Regions from separate parts of the Mus musculus genome. Here region 1 is linked to region 2. The links are chromatin contacts, found by Hi-C or POLR2A ChIA-PET in ENCODE. All regions are on one chromosome and are shown on one strand. The core of a region is the stretch at or near the end of the contact, and the rest is flanking DNA. Distances in the headings are between cores, read along the strand shown. Region 1 holds the start of Lmtk3 (lemur tyrosine kinase 3). Region 2 holds the start of Sphk2 (sphingosine kinase 2).

What was found. A loop is a pair of places that touch in the nucleus more often than their neighbours do. ChIA-PET counts read pairs that join two places held with the same protein, here RNA polymerase II (POLR2A).
Region 1: POLR2A ChIA-PET joins it to region 2 with 10 read pairs in Patski. The contact joins the promoter of Lmtk3 here to the promoter of Sphk2 in region 2. A Hi-C loop is called at or near these places in 1 of 37 maps with a recorded cell type or tissue (left cerebral cortex). POLR2A ChIA-PET finds 5 or more read pairs at or near these places in 3 of 5 experiments (Patski and embryonic stem cell).

The regions. Positions count from the first base shown.
Region 1 is chr7:45,781,759-45,788,045 of GRCm38, reverse strand. Lmtk3 (lemur tyrosine kinase 3) reads right to left here and starts at 2,699. Exons shown (of 15, transcript NM_001290990.2): 1 at 2,365-2,699; 2 at 1,462-1,595; 3 at 1,086-1,236; 4 at 576-652; 5 at 24-142. The coding sequence starts at 2,440. It overlaps Gm5897 (predicted gene 5897), which reads left to right and starts at 3,579. Exons shown (of 2, transcript NR_153811.1): 1 at 3,579-4,777; 2 at 4,887-5,114.
Region 2 is chr7:45,713,038-45,719,400 of GRCm38, reverse strand. It overlaps Sphk2 (sphingosine kinase 2), which reads left to right and starts at 1,399. Exons shown (of 7, transcript NM_203280.3): 1 at 1,399-1,700; 2 at 2,338-2,408; 3 at 5,673-6,141. The coding sequence starts at 5,736. Rpl18 (ribosomal protein L18) reads right to left here and starts at 1,330. Exons shown (of 6, transcript NM_009077.2): 1 at 1,262-1,330; 2 at 62-148. The coding sequence starts at 1,264.

The DNA of each region.
Region 1 (6,287 bases), core at 1,450-3,949, 67 kb before region 2:
AGAACCCCTGTCCACGGACATACCTGTAGGGCTGAGCCTCGGAGATGAACTTGCGCTGTTCCAGGGGCCCGGCACTAGCCCGGAGTTCCTTCACCACCACCTGGGCTGGCGAGTAGTCTGAGAAAACCTCCCCGAGGATCACCTGATCAAGGAGCGCTAGGATCAATGCTGACCTGTGTCCAGCCCGTCCCCGGGGCAGCTCCATACACCCCAAACTCCCAACCACTTCCAGGCCTTCCCTTCATGTCCCACCTCCCTGGTCCCCTACCAGACACGGAGTGAGAGACTCACAGGCCCAGAATCCGATGCACGCGGGACGGATGGAAGGATGGACAGACTGACGGACGCGTGGAGAGCCGGGTGGCGAGGCGGAGTGGTCAATGGAGTGAGGAGGGAGGCGCTGACCGACAGATGTGGGGGTAGGTGGGTGGGAGTGGGTGGGAGTGGGAGGGGCAGGCTGCAGGGCATGGGGCTGGGGAGGCCAAGAGCAGATGACAAATGGGGGTAGACACAGAACAGGAGCACATGCCAGAGATGTATGGATAACCCTTCTGCCTCCCACCCAGGCCCCTCACCTTCCCAAACCAGCCGCTGCCAATCTCCTGCAGGTAGCTGAGGTGCTGGCGGCTCAGGCCCAGGGGGGTGCTGATGTCTGAGGAGGGGGCGGGAGGGGAGGCCCTGAGTTCTCCTATCAAAGATGCCCCACACCACCACAGTGGGAGGGGTCTGAGGTCAGAGTAGACAACAGTCTCCTTTTATTGGCTGTCTCCAACATTCCATGGCAGGGTCCAGCCTCCTCATTGGCTGCCCATGAGATCCAGAGCCCAATCAGCCCTTCCCTTTGGCAACCCTAGCTCCAGTCCGCTTATAGGCTGGCTCCCAGGTTAAGATCTAGGCTGATGGCACCAGGGCCATCCTGCAGGATTCTCTCGATCTGGGATTTTCTACAAGATGGTGTGTGTGGCTTCCCTGTAAGTTACTTCCACGAATCTAGGGCTCTGCATTCTGCCCTCTCCCCTCCCTGAGCCACGAAAGGAAGCCCTCAGTGTTGGGATCGCAGGATTCTGGGGTGGAAGGAGCAGTACCTGAGTGTGGAGGCTGCGGGGCAGGCATTGGCAGTGAGACCTCTGCCAGCGGCAGAATATAGACATCAGGCAGCGACTGTGAGGAGGAGGTCTCCTCCGCAGGGGGGGTGTACTCCCCAGAGCAGTCCTCCCCTTCCGGGTTCTCAAACTCCTGGGGTACGAGAGGTGAAGAATGGGAGCATCGGGAGGAGGGTGCTGAGATGCCGCCATCCTGCCCTAATTGCCTCCCTTCAGTCCACAGACCTGTCCCTCAAATCCCAGCCCAATTTCCGCTAGTGTGCGCATCCCAAAGCCGTAGGTCTTGGGAGTGCTCTGGGACCTCCAGTCTCTTTGCTGCCTGGGGTCTTTCTCCCAGGTTAGTCCTAGGGCACCTCACCTTGAAACGAACATCACCCCGTTTGCAACACAGACAGGTAAGGAGGAGAAAGATGAAGGCCAGCAGACCCGAACAGGAAATGAGGACCACAGCGTAGGGCGGAGCCAAAGGGGCCCGGCTCAGAGCGAATCCATCTGTGGGCATAAGGCTAGGCTGGGGTCTGGGCTTCAAGACACTGGCTACCGGACTCATGCCCCTCCCATCCTAGGCTAGTCTTGGACTACAACCCCCATGATGCTCCGAATCCAGGGGCTCCTTGGCAGGGGAGCCAGGTGGTCTAACGTATTGTGGGAGTTGTAGTTTAAGGTCTTCCCAGGTGGTTGGGGGTGGGGTCCCTCCTATCGTTTCAAACTGGGACCCACCCCCCACCCCAAACGCATCCCGTAACCCGGATACATTCCAGTGACCAGCAATAGTGAGGCCTGGAGCTCTGAGAATTTACAATATGCTACCATAGACAGCTTCATGACCATCATTCCCCCAATAGCAGGCTGTTGGCAGATATTTGCCCCGAGCTGAACGCACTGCCCACCCCACGCCTGAAGGGTGACTGAGAACTGTTTCTTTTAAAGACACAGGGAACACAGACTTGTTCTCTAGCCTCAGCCTCAGACCTGAGGGAGGGGTCTCTGCAAAGCCTCAGCTGTGTTCCCCTTAGAAATAGGGTCTCTCTCTTTCCCAAAGGCCGCGGCCTTCCATCTCCCCGCGCACCCGTGTGCACTCGCGTGCACATGAGCTCACATGCACGCTCACAAGCACGCACTCGGCCCGCAGCCCACTCCCCACCCGCCCTGGCTGGTCTCCCTGGCCCTGCAGACCCGTTGGTCCCCAGGGACTGCGCACAGGTGCCGGGCGGACCCGGTGGGGGTGGGGCGCGGGCCGCGGACGGCTGGACATACTCACCCGGGTGCGCTGGGGACGCCAGGCAGCCGGAGGCGGAGACGGCCGCCAGGAGGATGAGTGCGCCGGGTGCAGGCATCTTGTCCAGGATGGAAGGGAGGTGGAGGAATCGGCGGCTGGGGAGGAGGGGGGGCGGGCCCTCAGCCCCCAGCCATGGGGACCCGCTCAACCCTGGCCTCCCTCAGCCCAGGAGAGGGGCGGGAGATGCAGGACAGGGGGAGGGAGGGGTTGCTTACTGGTTCTGATACCCCCCTCCCCCTCCTCGAAAGGACAGACGGATGAAGGGATGGAGAGGCGGACGGAGGAGAGGAGCTGGGGAGCCGGGGTTGCTGGGGTAGGGGGGAGGGGAAGATGGGGGGGGGAGAGAACGAGGGCCCCGCCCCCGAGGACAATCGGGATTGGGGGAGCAGAGAGCCTGTCAGAGGAAGGGTGGGAGGAGGAAGGAGGGAGCGTTGTCATGGCAACTGGTTCCCGGTTGCATTGGCTGCCAGGCGGGAGGGGAGAATAGGGAGGGGGAGGAGGGACAGACAGAGACCAACAGACCCTTGGAGGGGGGCAGGGTCCACAGTGCGTGGCCCTGACACCACTGTGACACAACACTGGTGCCCACACGTGTGCTACATGCTAAGATGCAGATAGCAAGCCCACGCAGCCCACACACAGCTGAGACATGTCACAGGAACCTTCACAAGCGCCTCTCATACAAAGGTGGACAGCCATCAGCAAACGGAGACAAGGACACGTCACACACAAAGACACAGGGACAGACCACACTGAGAATGCATAGGCAGTCCAGACTCTGGTTGGTACAGATTCACCCAGCCACACAGGAATACCCAGCATCACATGAACACACACGCACACGCACACATACAACACAGAGCTCCAAACATAGGGAGGTATCACAAAGATCCATTCAGACCCTTTGGGACATGAGGAGGCATGCTGTCATAAACTGATATTCCACACAGGCAACAAAGAACACACAGAAATCACTAACTCAAACACGTAAAGCCAGTTGCATGCACACAGACACAGGCTTGTCAGTCACATATGGAGCATACAGAAACAACACATGCATGTATGCAGGCACGGGGTTTGCACATTGCTCACCTTCAGGGACAAATGCATATCACATACATGCACACGGGAACACACGGTTCATACATGCAGAGCTACATAGCTTATGCAAAAACACAAATATAGAACGGGTACAAACATGCCCTGTGCACACGTATTACACACAAAGGCACACCACCTACCTAAATAGACAGCATGAATGGACACACTCTTTAGACGTGATTATGAGGACTCCTTATCCACTGCAGTCTCACACCACAGACATCAACACACATGGGCACAAAAGATGCATAAGCGTAGTTTATTTCATGTATTTATTCTTGGCAGGATTTACTCTGCGCCAGGCGTTTCCCAAGATTTACAGTATTACCTTCCAATCATTACAACAGCCCCCAAGACAGGTTCTTTTTTCATGCCCAATGTATAGGTAAGGAAACTGAGGCACAGAGAGGGGCAGTCACCTGCCCCATGCACAGAACAGGGGATAGGCAGAGGTAAGGCTGGAACCTGGCCGTCAGGGACACCGACACATCAGACAAGACACACACACACACACACATCACGTGCCAGGCTGCAGTCTCGGGGTCCCACCCTACGCGGCGGCACACAGAACTGCAGACACACCCGGAAGCGCGGACTGCCGCCCTCGGCGAGGATGTCTCCATGGTCCAGGAATACCTGCGACTCGTCCCCTCAATGAGGCTGGACCAGAGCTGCGCGCGCAGCACGGCTCACTGGGGGCACGGGGAGGAGGGGAAGCCTCGCGGGGGGCTCACTGGAGAAACTGAGGCAGGATCATCGTGGAATGGAAGTTCAGAAAGGTACAGGGAATGGGATTGCAGTGACCGGGGAGTGAGCACGCAAAGCGGACCCCCTGACTGAAGAACCAGAGCCTGGAGAAAGAGAAGCTCACAGGGAGTCGTGGGCCCGCGCAGAGTCTTCTGGGAAATGCAGTCCTTGTTGGTCTAGCGAGGAGGCTTAGGTTGTCCGTTGCGCCACCTGCGGGGGTTTTAGCCTGAGGGTGACAGGCCGGGCGGGCACTGGCTACCAGTAATGAGGGCGGGAAGATTGACGCCGCCGTTTGTTCATAAGTTCACTCAACAAATGTTTACTTTTGAGTATTTGAATGTGGTTGGCTCAGCGGTGTGCCAGGAGTCAGGACTGCTGGAAGAAGCCGGCTATGATGTCCAGCTCTTTAATCACCACCAAAGTTTTGTGTGGATTTGCTTTGTCGAGACGGAGTCTCACTGTATCCCAGCGCTACTGGAACTTACTCTAGCTCTGGACGTCCACGAACAATCTTCTGGCCTCAGGCTCTTGAGTGCTTGGATGACAGGTGTGGTCCAAGCCACATTTTAGAAACGATTACTTAATAATAATATGCATAAGTATTATATTATTGATATATTGTTGTCTTTGTTTGTTATTATCATCATCATCATCAGGATGGAGTAAGGTAGAGCCAGCAGAGTGCACCTCCTGAAGAGAACATGCTAAGAATTTTCTTGAGGCTGTGTTCAGAATCCAAACCCTAGGACCAGAAAACTTCTTTGTCCCAGTACACGTGTGCCTGCCCAGAGCTCTGACATGGGCATCTAGACCACACCTGTGGACCATTCAACTGTGTGTTTAGGACATATTTTGTTACCAGTTTTATAATAAAACTTTGTCAGAGAATGTGGTCTACCTACTTTTGGATCCTGAATGCTGGGATTAAAGGCATGGAACAACACACTCAGCAACTCGGGCTCTCTGTGAGAACAAGTGTTCCTAACCACTGAACCATCTCTCCAGCCCCAGCCCATAGGCTCACCTTTTAAGCTGGCCTCAAACTCTCAACAAGCTTTTGTTACCTCAGCTTCCAAAGTCCCAGGGTTGCAAGTGTCAGCTGCTACATGGAGTCTCTTCAGCAATGGCCAGGCACCAGCATCCTCATCTTCACAAGTCCCTCAGGCCATCTGTCATACAAGTAGAAAGGACTCTCCAAGGAAGATGGATCGAATGTGGGAAGAACTCGGGGCAGGTTTCTCTGGGAAGGAGACTGTAAGGCACAGATGGGGGAGGGGAAAGAGGTAACTGGGAAGTGGGTCAAAGAATGCTGTCAGAGGGCACAACCCTGTGGGCAGACTTGGCACATCCTGAGGTCAATGGAATGCTGTGTAGCCAAACTGCAGGGGAGTAGGAAGTGAGTGGTGTCACAGGGCACAGTGGATGCAAAGCATGCGGGTTGATTCTCAGCCTCCTGGCAACAGATGAAGGAAGCTGAGCTGTGCTGTGGAGAAGCTGACTCCGGTGGAACCTCAGCCTCAGACAACTGCAGTGAGAATCAGGGCTCAGGGAAGGGAGACAGCAGCTCCACTAACTGTCGTTGGCCGGGCAGAAGGAAGAGTTTGAAGATTGACAAGAGGAATGGGGCAGTAGCCCCCACACCTGATGTTGGAGCCTGCAAAGCATCCTTTGGGAACAGTGTGACAGTTACTCAAAATGCTAAACACAGGCACCATGAGACCCAGCTAGTCCACATAAAAACTTGTCCTTTCGAGCCATGGTAACACACACGTGGAGTGTTCAAGCTCAAGAGACAGGTGCGGGAGGAGCAGGAGTTCAAGGCCAGCCTAAGCTACTGGAAGACTTGGTCTGTGCTTGCTTTTGGTTTTGTTTCTTTTTTTTTTTTTTTTTTTTTTTTTTTTTTTTGATTTTCGAGACAGGGTTTCTCTGTGTAGCCCTGGCTGTCCTGGAACTCACTCTGTAGACCAGGCTGGCCTCGAACTCAGAAATCCGCCTGCCTCTGCCTCCCAAGTGCTGGGATTAAAGGCATGCGCCACCACGCCCGGCTTGTTTTGTTT
Region 2 (6,363 bases), core at 150-2,649:
CCCCCTCTCCCCACCCCACTCACTTTGGGAGCTGTAAGATGGCGTAGCACCCCGGGCTTACCTTGACAAGCAGCCGCAGGTAGATGTCCTGGCTCTTGGGCTCCTTGCGCCGAACCTTTCGGTCCTTGTTGTGGCGAATGTCAACACCCTGAGGGAGGTGAACCACCATAGAGCCAATTGTCAGAACCACTGCCCTATATCTTTGATGATATCTATACCTGTTCGTACCTGTAACTTTTAGGCTACTTAGTCGACAATTCAAACCTCAAAGGATTCAAACTAGAGGAAGAAGACATGTCCCACCCCTGACAAGTTCACTTAACACACACAAGTGATGTTTTTGTCTCGGCTTGGGACCATTCCTCCCAGAGTCCAGAAACTCATTGAAACACTGTCTCGGTGTAAAAACTGAGCTGCACAAGACAAGCGGCTGCTGGCTCAGAGTCCCTTAGAGCTCAGCTCTTGCTTAGCATGTGAAGGCCCTGGTTCTGGGCCCAGTATGGATGAGAGTTCAGATCCCTGTAAAGATGTTAGCTTTTATTTATGTTCTCAAAACTAGCTCCCAATCTGAAAAACAGTCAAAAAGAAGCCAACAGTACATTCTAGACGTGGAGACGTGTTTGTGACAAAGCCTTACACTACGTCCTTCAAATCAACCCTAGAAAGACCAAGTGCTCGGGTTAATTTTATCCCCCACTCGTTTTCCAAGCTGTTAGCATCCTGAAGTAGTTACTGATACTAACAGCGGTTTCATTGCACCTTCAAGGCTCTTCATAAACGTCTTCCCAACATACAAGGCAGGGACAGGATTACTACACACCAAACACACTAGGAGCAGTGTTCCGGGAAGGACTGACGTACGCTTGTCCCCAAACCCGGCAACGTGTAGTGGCTCCGCTCATCGTAGCACTCAACTTCCCAATGGCAAGTTAAGAAACAGGGACACTGGGAGCAGCGGTCCCGCTTGGAAACGCAGCACTCGAAAGATTGGTGCGAGGGAGCGGCCGTGGGCTCGAGGCCGGACTGGACTCACTGGGAGCTGCAATCAGCCTGGCTCATGGAGCCAAACTTTGTAAGGAAGACGACGAGCCTCGGGAGGCTCCCGGGACCGGCCACCGGCTCCGGCAAGTTCTGATCGAAGGCCCTAGCCTGTCCCGCAGTTCCCCTTGGCACCGCCTGCACCCCTCCGTCGCGCTACGAGCGGGACTTGCTGAGGATGGCAGCGGATGGGCCACTCGGGGAGACCGCTCAGCGAGCTTACCATGATGGCGCCTCCTGCTCGGCCAGGTCCGGAAAGACGGAACCGCGCCGGAGTGGGCGGGGAAAGAGCGGCCTGCGAGACGCACTCGTGACGCAATGCGGGACACTCTATCCGGAACTGGCGTCTCTGTGGTGCACGGGTGACGTCACATGAGCGCGACGCGGAGCTCTACCACAATTTGGGTTTCTCGATGGTATGTGGGAGGACCGAGTAAACCGAGGCTTCCAGAACCAAAGAGAAGTCAGCCTGAGGAAAGGGCTGGGACCCGGAGCCTCTCTGGCCTTTCCCCGTCCCTGCTCTAACACTCTCCAGGGGTAAAGGGACCGGAGAATCAGAGACATGATCGGAGCTTGCTGGACGAGTCGCGTGGTGACTCTCTGGCCGCACGCCGACCGCTTCTCGGTGGCTCGCGGAGGACCCGGTGGGCTGTGTGTCGGAGGTGAGGCTTATCCCGCCCTGAAGAAAAAGCTCATCTCACACTTCCTTAAATTCTCGGCTGCCTTTTCCTTATGCTCAACTTACTAAACAGAACTGAAGTTCAGGAAATCCTACTAGATCTCTCACCCGAGACTTTCTTGCTGCTATTCAACCCATAATACCTTATTATTATTATTATTTAATATTTTGTGTTGAGCTTTTCCCCCTGCCCTTAAAGATGACCTCTTCTCGGATCTCTCCTTTGTTTTCGTCCTTAGGGACAGCCCTTTTTTTTTTCCCCCTTCCTAAACCAGACTGGTTGAACTGGCCCAACATTTTCGATGTACATATTGATGTGCAGAGAAGGCACGCAGAACTCCCGGTTTGGAAAGCGGGTAGATAACAAGCTCCAGAGAGACTGAAATAGAGACCATGACGGTGGTTGGAGGTGTGGAGGCCCGAGGGTGAGAAGGAAAAATGGTGAGGGAACCCCGGGCAGAAGGAGAGACAAAGATACAAAACTGAACAGTTGGCACCTCACCATTTAGTAAGCTAGTTCTAGTGCCAGCTCTGTCCCCCACTCACCCCCCCCCCCGCCCCTTAAGTCAAGGTTTCACAAAGTTGCCCCAGCTGGCTTTGACTCACTCTTCCTGCTTCAGCCTCCGAAGTAGCTGGGATCACCGTCTTTCAACACTTGGCCTGGCTCTGCCATTTAAAGTTGTGATCTTGGGTAAGTGATTTTCTGTTTTGCTTTTTTTTCCTTGTTTGGAAAAAGAGAGTGATGAAAAAGACTCCCTTTTAGGGTGTCTTCCCTGAAAGTGTCTTCACTCTTTTGGTATGGAGTACCTGAACTTGGGTAGTACAAGACAGGCCAGCTGGATGAGAGAAGCAGGCTCTGGGATACTGAGCCTGCAATGTGCCCTCCTCTTCAGAACCCCAACCTGGCCCTGCACAGGGAGTTAGCAAGACTCTTTACGAAAACCGCCTATACATACATGGCCTCCAGTTTGGGGCTCAAGCCCTGCTGTGACAGCAGAGGCCTGGGTGCCCACTGGACACCTAAATCCAAGGGGCAATGGAACCAGGTAAGGCTCTAGCTACAGAATAGGTTCTCAACCTGTGGGTCTGGGCCCTTTCACAGGGTCGTATATCAGCTATCCTGTATACCACATATTTACAGTTTGTAACAGTAGCAAAATTACAGTTATAGCAATGAAATGTTTGGGGATCACCACAACATAAGGAACTATATTAAAGGGTCCCAGCATCGTGAATGTTGAGAAGCACTGGTCTGAAGTCTGTGGTTGTCATACCAGGGGTGATAATGTCTGTCAGGGCCCTTCTGCCGCTGGCCCCAGACTTCCCCTGGGGGCAGGGTGAGCAGTCCTTTTCTCTCAGCTGGGCTTCTGAGGGCTCCGCAGGGCGAGGTCACTCAGTTTGGGTGAGTTAGCGTTTCCCCTTTCCTGTTCCCGTTTCAGCCTCTTTGGTCAGGGTTTTCGCGGCGCTCTGGCTGTATCCCGGGTTCTGCATCTCCCTGAGCTCCACCTCTTGGCATGTTATCTGGGGCGAATGCTGCTGTGGATGCGATGCAAGGGGTATTTGGCAATAAGCAGACTCCCTCCTCCTCTTATTTTTTGCCTAAGAAGTTTTGTCCCTGCCTTAACAGAGTGTAGGTTAGTGTGAGCACGCTTTGTCCAGCGTGTGAGAGGTACATTTAGACCAGCGTGTGAGAGGTACATTTAGACACCAGTGTTTGTGCGCACACACCCATACACCCGATTGTGTCTCCTGCCGCCCTTTCCTTGCCTGTCTCTGTCCACCTCTTTTTTTCCTGGCCCTCAGTTCCTTCCCAGCTCTGGGTTTCCAATGCTTTCCCTTACCTATGCTGCTTTCTGGGGCTGTCTTGTCACATGGTGGTTTCCTGGGATGTTAATCTCATTCTTCCTCCAGGAAGGCTGTCGTCCAAATCAGTTTGTAAGTCCATGAGCCTCCCGAGCCTGGTTCATTCCAGAATGGTCTCCACCTGTGTCGATCATTTTCTGGGGTTTGTTTGACACAAGGTGTCACGCGACTGGCTCTAAGAGCAGAGGCAGCTCTAGCACTTCCTGATGCTTGTGCCTCAGCCTCCCTAGTTTTTAAGATTACAGGACACCATCACACTCATCTCAGTTTCTATCTCTGTTACCAACGTTGGAGAGTTGGTTGAGGAACTCCTCCACACCCCTTTTTATTGACTCTGTTGGGAAGGGCTTGTTTTGACCTCAACAAAGATGGCGGGATAAGCTTTGCATTCGACCACGTCCTTTCATCTGCTGCCAGTGTGCCCTCACTTATAATGGGAGCTGCCTAGCTCGGCTGGAGCCCCGCCCGATTTCCGTCGACCGCCGCCTAGCCCCGGCGCGTAGTTATGAAGGCGGATGCCTCCGCCCCCCTGTCCTCTCATTGGTGCGGCTCGGATTCGGGGCAGCCATTGGCTGGACGGACGCACACCCTTCCCCCACCCCTAGCTGGGGGCGGTAGTGCAGACTCCGGAGGGGCTGCCGGACGACGCAGCGTGCACGCAGGTTGCGGGGTTTGGGGGTGACCCCAGAGGGGCGGACACTCAGGCCTGGTGCGAAGTACTGGGAGAAATCTGGGAACGGCAACCAGGTCTGGCCCCGGGATAGAGACTCAGATCTGGTCCTGCGTTGCGGCCCTGGAGTGGTTGTACCGGCTGGGGAGACCGGGGACAATCGGTGGTGGGCCGGGAGCCTGTGGGTGGAGCCAAGATCTGGGGTCCTGGGAGACGGAGACCCAGCCTAGAATGGAGCATTCATAAGCTCTGTGCTAGTGTCTGATTTGAGGGCCTCAGACCGGTCCCTACAGGTTTTAAGGGTGGGGCTGATACATGGGCATTAAAGGAGTGGCCCAGAGCAGCGGGCAGAGGTAGATCCTGAGGGAGAATATTCATGGGGGCGTGTCCCAGGCTGCTGCAAGACTGAGAAAGGTGACAAACTAGTCAGGCAACTGGGTTGAACTGCCCAAAGGTGAGCAGTTAGAAGGTTGGAACCTTCTGACGAGCCGGACCAAGAAGGGGCTCAGTCCTGGCTCACCCTCTTCCTGGAGGAAACTCGGCCAGACACCCAGGTTAGTGCTTCCAGTCAGACAAGCTGGTGGTCACTGTCTTGGGCTCCCACAGGTGGCTCCCCCTCAGACCTGTGTGTCATCTTCTTTCCCTTCTGTAACAGGCAGGAAAGCAACAGGTTTTCTTCACTGGAGAGAGAAACTTTTAAGTTCCCCCTCCCCAGGTCCCCATAGGGTTTATCTGCACAGTCCTGGCTGTCCTGAACTCAACTCTGTACACTAGGCTGCCCTCCAGTCCACAGAAATCGCCTGCTTCTACCTCCTTAGTGCCTGGATTAAAGGCGTGAGCCACCACTGCCCGGCTTCAAGTATTTATCAGCCTGTACCTCCAAAGCTGGTGCTTGTTCAGTGTCTCTGCTTTTCAGAGCTGTCCCTTTCTTCTTTGTGTGTCTATGTGGTTCTCCTCTCTCCACCCGGCAGTGACTCGGTGTGTGGGAGGGGACAGTGTCTTCCCTCTCAGCCTATTTTCCTCCTGCCTCTGTCATCCAGTGTCTTTCTCCCTTAAGCCTTTGTTTGCCCTCTAGTCTGACAGGTTGCTTGCTTTCTCTTTCTTCTGATTGGCATGGGTTTTGTTGTTGTTTTGAAACAAGATATCCCCCGGCTGGCCTCAAACCTGTGTTTTTGATTTCCTAGTTCTGCCTGTATGCACCACTATGCCTGACCTTCAGGGAGTATTTATTAACTAGTTGTTGCAACAGAGTCCTGAATAATTTCATACCTGCACACAGGCATCTCACCCCCCCCCAATCTATGCATTTCTGACTCTAAGGTACTCTTTTCCTACACTCCGTCTCCTTTTCACACGTCTCTCCTGTCTCCCACGTACCAGGGGAACCTGGGTTCTGACCACAGTCTTCCTTCTTCCCCACAGAGGCTGGTCCAGGAGCTGACCACAAGCCAAGAGCCTAGGAGTGCTTGGGACTGAACCAGGGTCATGGCCCCACCACCACTACTGCCAGTGGCTGCCAGCACTCCAATCCTGCACGGCGAGTTTGGTTCCTACCCGGCCAACGGCCCACGGTTTGCCCTCACCCTCACAACACAAGCCCTACACATACAGCGACTACGCCCAAAGCCAGAAGCCCGGCCCCGAGATGGTCTAGTCTCTCTGGATGAGGTCTCGGGCTGTGGCACCCTGCAGAGCCGTAGCCCCGAGGACACTGCAGCCTACTTCTGCATCTACACCTACCCACGTGGCCGTCGAGGGGGCCGGCGCAGAGCTACGCGGACCTTCCGGGCGGATGGGGCCACCACTTATGAGGAGAATCGTGCAGAGGCCCAGCGCTGGGCCACTGCCCTCACGTGTCTCCTCCGAGGAGTGCCTCTGTCAGGGGACCAGGGTGAGATGCTGGGCCAGGGCCATATGGGTGTTGCCATGTGTCCCCGTACGTCTGTGCTTTGTATCTTTTGGGTCTGTCTCAGAAGAATGAGACCCAGCAGAGAGAAGCCCAGTAAGGGCCTCTGCTGTTGGCGCCATTGTCTGCCCCTCCATTGACAGCTGAGTAAGACTGCCAGGCGAGGGCCAGCAGGAGGCTGAGAATGCCAGGTACAACCCAGGTCAC